Regions from separate parts of the Homo sapiens genome. Here region 1 is linked to region 2. A link is an interaction called in ENCODE POLR2A ChIA-PET data of the cell type or tissue named here. Cell type or tissue: Panc1. All regions are shown on one strand. Each heading gives the region's core, and the rest is flanking DNA. Links, peaks and the distances in the headings are about the cores only. Region 1 overlaps DLK1 (delta like non-canonical Notch ligand 1). Region 2 overlaps BEGAIN (brain enriched guanylate kinase associated).

The links. Peaks named below come from ENCODE experiments on the same cell type or tissue, not always from the same donor. Only the 100,000 strongest peaks of a DNase experiment are listed, where the experiment ranks them.
Region 1: POLR2A ChIA-PET joins it to region 2 with 11 read pairs; 2 of 35 experiments call an interaction of 5 or more read pairs at or near these places.

The regions. Positions count from the first base shown.
Region 1 is chr14:100,735,896-100,738,795 of GRCh38, forward strand. DLK1 (delta like non-canonical Notch ligand 1) reads left to right here. Exons shown (of 5, transcript NM_003836.7): 5 at 1-2,329. Among named protein-coding and RNA genes, the nearest start is that of DLK1, 10 kb to the left of the region's middle. In Panc1, for the core only: no CTCF peak of the experiment used is centred there; no DNase peak of the experiment used is centred there.
Region 2 is chr14:100,569,728-100,572,627 of GRCh38, forward strand. All of the region lies in intron 1 of BEGAIN (brain enriched guanylate kinase associated), which reads right to left. Among named protein-coding and RNA genes, the nearest start is that of BEGAIN, 16 kb to the right of the region's middle. In Panc1, for the core only: no CTCF peak of the experiment used is centred there; no DNase peak of the experiment used is centred there; H3K4me3 peaks cover 238 bases; H3K27ac peaks cover 757 bases.

The DNA of each region.
Region 1 (2,900 bases), core at 89-2,588, 170 kb after region 2:
CACTATACCTGCCTCTACCCTATAGAGACATCCCTTGAGACTTGAATGTACTTTGAGCCGCAAGTGCCCCTGGCAGAATCTGAGCAGCAACACAGCCCTCACCAAGGTTTTCACAGGGATTAGTGGAAATTGTCACTTGTGGGGCGCTTACTAGTTTTGTGGCAAATGTGGTCCAAGACCTGGCCCACACAGCCATGGGTTTACATTTGTGTTGCTGAGTTAATAATCCTCAGATCTCAAAAGACCTAGCCAGCTTCTGAATTTTGAATTTGACTTTTTTTTTTTTTTTAACAAAGAGCATCTATCTTTTTTGCAAAAATAGAAAGAAATGGGACAGAGCTCTGTTTAGCTTTTCAGCTTTTGGGGTTGGACAGCTAAACAGCCCTTGGGTACCAGATAGGAATATTTTGCTTCTTAGATTATTTGGATAAGAATCTATACTCTTAGCTTTATTGAGCATTGCCTGCCGTGTTTACCTTGCTCCAGGTGTTTATTTCTAAGTCATCATCACCTTCGTCATCTACAGTCAGTCACATCAGTCACCCACACACAACTCACAGTCACCCATCCATTGGTCACCTGCGCCATCGTCATGACACAATATCGACCTCATCACCTCATCGTCCTCCAGCCACTACCCAAGCCCCCTCATCCTGACTCAAAGCCCGACCAGCATCTGCCCAAACTCCCAACACCCCACTCTCCCCACCAAGCCATTGGTCTCCTCACTCCCGGTCCTTTGTCATCCTGATTCCAAGCCCCGCCCCACCCTCACCGCCTCCTCCGCATCATCTGCACTCTGCAGAGCCCCTCCTACCCGCCTCTGTCCCCACCAGGCCCCTCCCTACCGTCAGCCCTGAGTCCCACAGCACGCGTCCCCAGCCCCTCCCAGCCTCACCCCAAAAACCCTGTCACCCCACCGACCACCATCATCACTGGCAAGCCCCTTCCCCTTCTCCAGCTCCCGTCCCCACTACCCCTCCCGTCCCCCAATCCTTCCCCTCCTGTTAGCCCACCCCTCCTTTCCTATCACCCCCACCTTTCCCTTCCCATTCTCCCCACCCTTCCCCTCCGATCCCACCACCCTTCCCTTCCGATCCCCGTCATCCTTCCCCTCTGATCCCCCACCCTTCCCCTCCTGTCCTCCCCAGCCCTCCCTTCCTATCACCCTCACCCTTCCCCTCCCGTTCTCCCCACCCTTCCCCTCCTGTCTCCACCAGCCCTCCCTTCCTATCACCCCCACCCTTCTCCTCCCTTCCCTCACCCCAAACCCCTGGGTCCTCCACCCCAATCTCTGACAACCGCCCCAAGTCCCTCTTCCTTCCCCACGAAGTCATTCATAAGTCACCATCTCATCTCATTTTGAGTTTGTTTTAAGAAATAAAAAAATTAAAAAGACAAAAAAAAGAATTGTTGGCATGTGTCAGGCGGGCGTCTGGTACCCTGCCTGGCCTCTCTCAGCGTGAGACCTGGACTGAGCCTGCTAACGATTCTGTTCCTCAGTTTCCCCAAATAGAAAATTCTAAGATTGGTCAGATGATCAAATTATCTATGTTTTCGATCTTGATGCTATAGAGAACAGCCATGTTCCCCTGATAACAAGAAAAAGACGTCCCACGGTCGAGGTATCCTTGACCAACTCCCCATCCATTCATTTGTTCACCGTCCACAACCCATCTGATCAGGAAGCATTTCCAGGCACCTGCGGAGCACTAGGCAGTGTGCGGAAGCTGCAGGGCAGGCAGGACGAGGGGGCAGTCTGGAGGGGGGTGGACACACAGCTGTCCCCAGGGAGCCCAGCGCGGTGCCGGTCACATGCCGTGGGAGTGGAGGGTCTTGAGCAGACGCCTCCCTTGGAGAAGAGCCACCATCTCACCTTCCCACGCAACAAATTATCTATTACCAGCACCCGATGAGGCCGTCCCTCCCAAATTCCACAGTGCCCACCACTCGCACTACCCCCCCCGTGCCACAGAAGCAGTGTCAGCAGCCTCGCCACGGTCTTCACGTCATGCAGAAATGGTCATTCCATGTTCTATGGCCACCAGATTCTGCTGAGAGTGTCGGGATCCTTGACTGCCCAGCCACACCTTGTGTGTGTCTGGTGTAGTGTGTAGTTTACGAAACAAACGGAAAAGCTCAAAGACAGCGATCCAAGACATGATCAGCAATTTGGTCCCAAATTAGGAGAGGAGGAAGAGGAGTATCAATTTTGTCACCAAAATGTTAAAAAAAATGTCCTTGGCGCTCTTTTTAGCTTTCCCGTTTACTACCAGTCCAGACATGCAAAAAAACCTTGTTTATTGAAAAATAAACAACAAGGGCTAGACTTGTGTCTGCGTCTTTGATTTTGCGTGTGCCAGGCTACACTGGTCCCCTCCCATAGGGGCCTCAGGCCCCGGGCAGGGTGGGCAGGGGTTCATGCTTTCCAGGGCCCTGCTTTGGCCTAACACCCAGCACCTCTCATGTGGCCAGGAGGCCGCAGGGCTAAGGGGTGAGCCCGCCCGGGCCTGTGCACACCCCTTCTAGACCACACTCTTGGAACCTGGGAGTCTCCTGTCCAGAGGGTCCTGAGAAGACCTCCAAGGCCCACATGGACCTTGTCCCTGTCTGTTTCCCAAGGTGGCTCATTGTGGGTGGCCTGGATGGAGCTGGGACATGAAGGTGACAGGTGCAGGGAGGGGGGTCCATGTGGGAGCATGAGAGTTACCGTGCTCAGGGCCAGTTCCCCCCATGCTCTGAGGTCCAGCAAAGAACTTGGGAGTCAAAGTCTCCCACGCTGGTGTGGGGCCTTCCGGGGCTTAGTGAAGGGGCAGTCGCCCAAGAGAGGGGCTAGGACACAGTCTATGTGCTACTTAGTGAGGGGGACTTGCAGCCTTTCAACACTTCCCATGGCAGGT
Region 2 (2,900 bases), core at 24-2,523:
GGACACCCACTCGTTCACTAGCTCTGGGCTAAGTTCTCCAGCAGAGAGGGGACAGCAGACAAAGCAGAGAGGGGACAGCAGAGGAAGCAAGCTCTGCTCTCCAGGGGCTAATGAGGAAAACCCCCTCCGCCCCCCTCCGGTCCTGGGAGGCCACCCTCAGCAGAATGGCCACGGTAGTCATAACAATAACGTCCACCGCCCCTTACACATCATAGCGCTTCCCACGGCTCCTCACCACAGCTCTGCCATGGAAGCCCCGGACCCCCTATGCGGGAGCAAAGCTCCAACAGAGAAGAGGCTTGCTGGAGATCCCGCAGCTGAAGGGGCCCAGCTGCGCCTGGACCCCACTGCTCAGGAGCCTTTCCCACCCAAAGGCTGTCTCTGGTTGCCAACCTCAATCACTCACGGCGAATGACCTGCCAGGGAGTTTGTCTAAAATTAATAAGAATGTATTAAAATTTAATTTTAAAAATCTAGCATTAATTATTTACATTGAATGTTTCAGCCCTTCTAAAAGGCCTGGATGGGAATTCCCCCCACCCCCAGAAGGGAACTGGGGGGAAAGGCAGGGGAGGTTGCTGAGCTGCCCTGGTGGAGCAGTGGGGGCTGGGCAGGGCAAGAGACAGGCAGGGAACAGGCAGCCCCTGCCCTTCAAGCCTATTCTAGAGCCTGAAGCCTGGCTTTGATGCTGCTGTAGCTCAAATCCTCCTCTGACCCATTGCCTTCGGGGCAACCACTGCCCTCCCCCTTGGAGGCTGTATCCTCCATGCGGCCCTCTGTGGGAACTCTGGGGAGTCACTGAGTTTACCCCCACACCAGATGGGACAGGACTCTGTGTCCCAGCTCTGTGTCCCTGGACCAGCCCAGCACCTGGCAGGGGCGGGGGGACTAAAAGATGGGTTGTGCCTGATGCTCTCCATGCAGGAGTGACACAGGCATCTTTATGGGTGGCTAGGGAGAAGATAGCAGGGAAGCTCCCCTGGCCGAGGTGCTACGCCCTCGGGGACAGTCTCCCATGAGGCTCCTGCACGGGCCCAGCACCCCGGGTGCAAGTTTTGATTCAGCCATTCATTGACCACAAGACTCGGTGATTTTCGTGAGACCCTTACTACGGGTGAGGAAACGGAGGCCAGCGCATGAAGTGGCTTGCTCAAGTCCCCTGAGGTTAGCCGAGGCCTGCCTGATGGGCTGGAGAACCGCGGCGCTGCCTGGGTCTTGGGCCAGTGGGTGGGGGCCATGAGGATGAGGAGTCTGTGGGGTGCCCCAGGGTTCCCACTGTGAAGTGAGGGGGCGGGATCTCCCTTAGGGAGGCTGGGACCCCAGGGTGCACACTGGGTGCCCTCGGGGGACAGTCCTCATGGCACAGTCCTTCCCCGCCTCTGGGCGCTGTCCAGCCCCATTCACACCCGCTGCCTCTTCCTCCAACACACCTCTCCCCACCGTCTGCCTTAAGTCCCTACCTCTTTCTGGTGGTCCAGCCCAGCAGCCACCTTTATCTTCTGACCCCTCACAGGAGCCCTGCCTGTTGGCCACTAGCCCCTGCTCTCTCCTCACTCCCACCTGTGGCCATCTGGGTCCTGATGACGTGCCCATCCCTGCATGGGCTGAGGCCTGTGGAGCTCCCAGCTGCCTCCCTCCCACCTACTACTTCCTTTTCTTACTAGCGATGGGAGGGCCGCCCGGGTCAGAAACATGCCCGTCCACCCTTTCCTCTGCTGCTGTGTCCCCAGGGTGGCCTTGGGCCCGGTCACAGAAATCAGTTCCATTGAAGTGTCACAGCAGCTTTGCTGGGTGGGTCTCATCAGCTGTGCATTTGCAGTTTATAGGCAAGAGCTTGGAGATTTGGGGCCAGGGACCTTGCTATCTTCCCTGTGGCACCCGGGCACAGAGACTGGCACACAGTAGGGCCTCCCCAGACAAGGTGGAGGGGGTGACTCTGTGCCACCTGTCAGGCCTCCATGAGGGGTTGGTAAATACTGACCTGGCCCTGCCAAATCATCCGACCCCCATGCCCAGCAGCCTCCCCTCGCTAGGCACACACTGGCCACACTGGCTGCCTTGCTGGCTCCAGGCTCACCTGGCCCATCCCTGTCTTAGGGCCTTTGCACTGGTTCCTTGCACCTGGAATGTTCTGCCCTGACTCTGCACGGCCGGGGCCTCCCTTCCCTGACTACCCATCTAAAGCATCGGTGAGGCCCGACAGCAGAGCTCCTCCATTCTGCCGCTGCATCTCCCTGTGTCCAGGGCCTGGCATGGAAGCCCTGCGGTGAGCAGGTGGTGTTGGCCTGAACGAATGCAGTGCGTCTTAATCCCCAGCCAGAGGCACCTGCTCCTCAGCCCTGGGCAGCATCCTTCCTGCTCTCACAGCAGGGTCCTCGTCATTCTAACACCATCCGCGTCCCTTCTTCAAGCCTGCCCCTGCGCGGGAGGGCACAGAGCCCCTTGGTACCGGGCATCGTATCTTCGCAGAGCTCTGCCCTGGGAAACCCCTCTTCAGATGTGGGTCAGTCCTGCTGTGGCCCCCATAATGGAGCACATAAATCCTCTGCCGGACCATCTGACCCCATTGCACGGCTGCCCACTGCCCCCTAAATCCGGCTGATTTCTGACACTGTGAAGAGGAGAGTGAGCCCACCTCTGCAGGGGGCCTGCCAGGTGAGGAGTGCCATGCCAAGGACAGAGGCCTGGGTTCCTGTCCCAGCTCTGCCTCCGACTCAGGCCAGCCCCACCCTCCCTCAGGGCATGGGGCTGGCCTCTCCGACCCCAACCCCAGTGCTTGGCCCCCCAGGACTCCTTACACCCATGCTGGGCTCTAGCTTCCTCAGTTTCCCTGAATCTTGTTGCCCTTACCCCTCCTGGAGGGGAGGAAATGAGCCTAACATGTGGAGGGCAGAGATGAG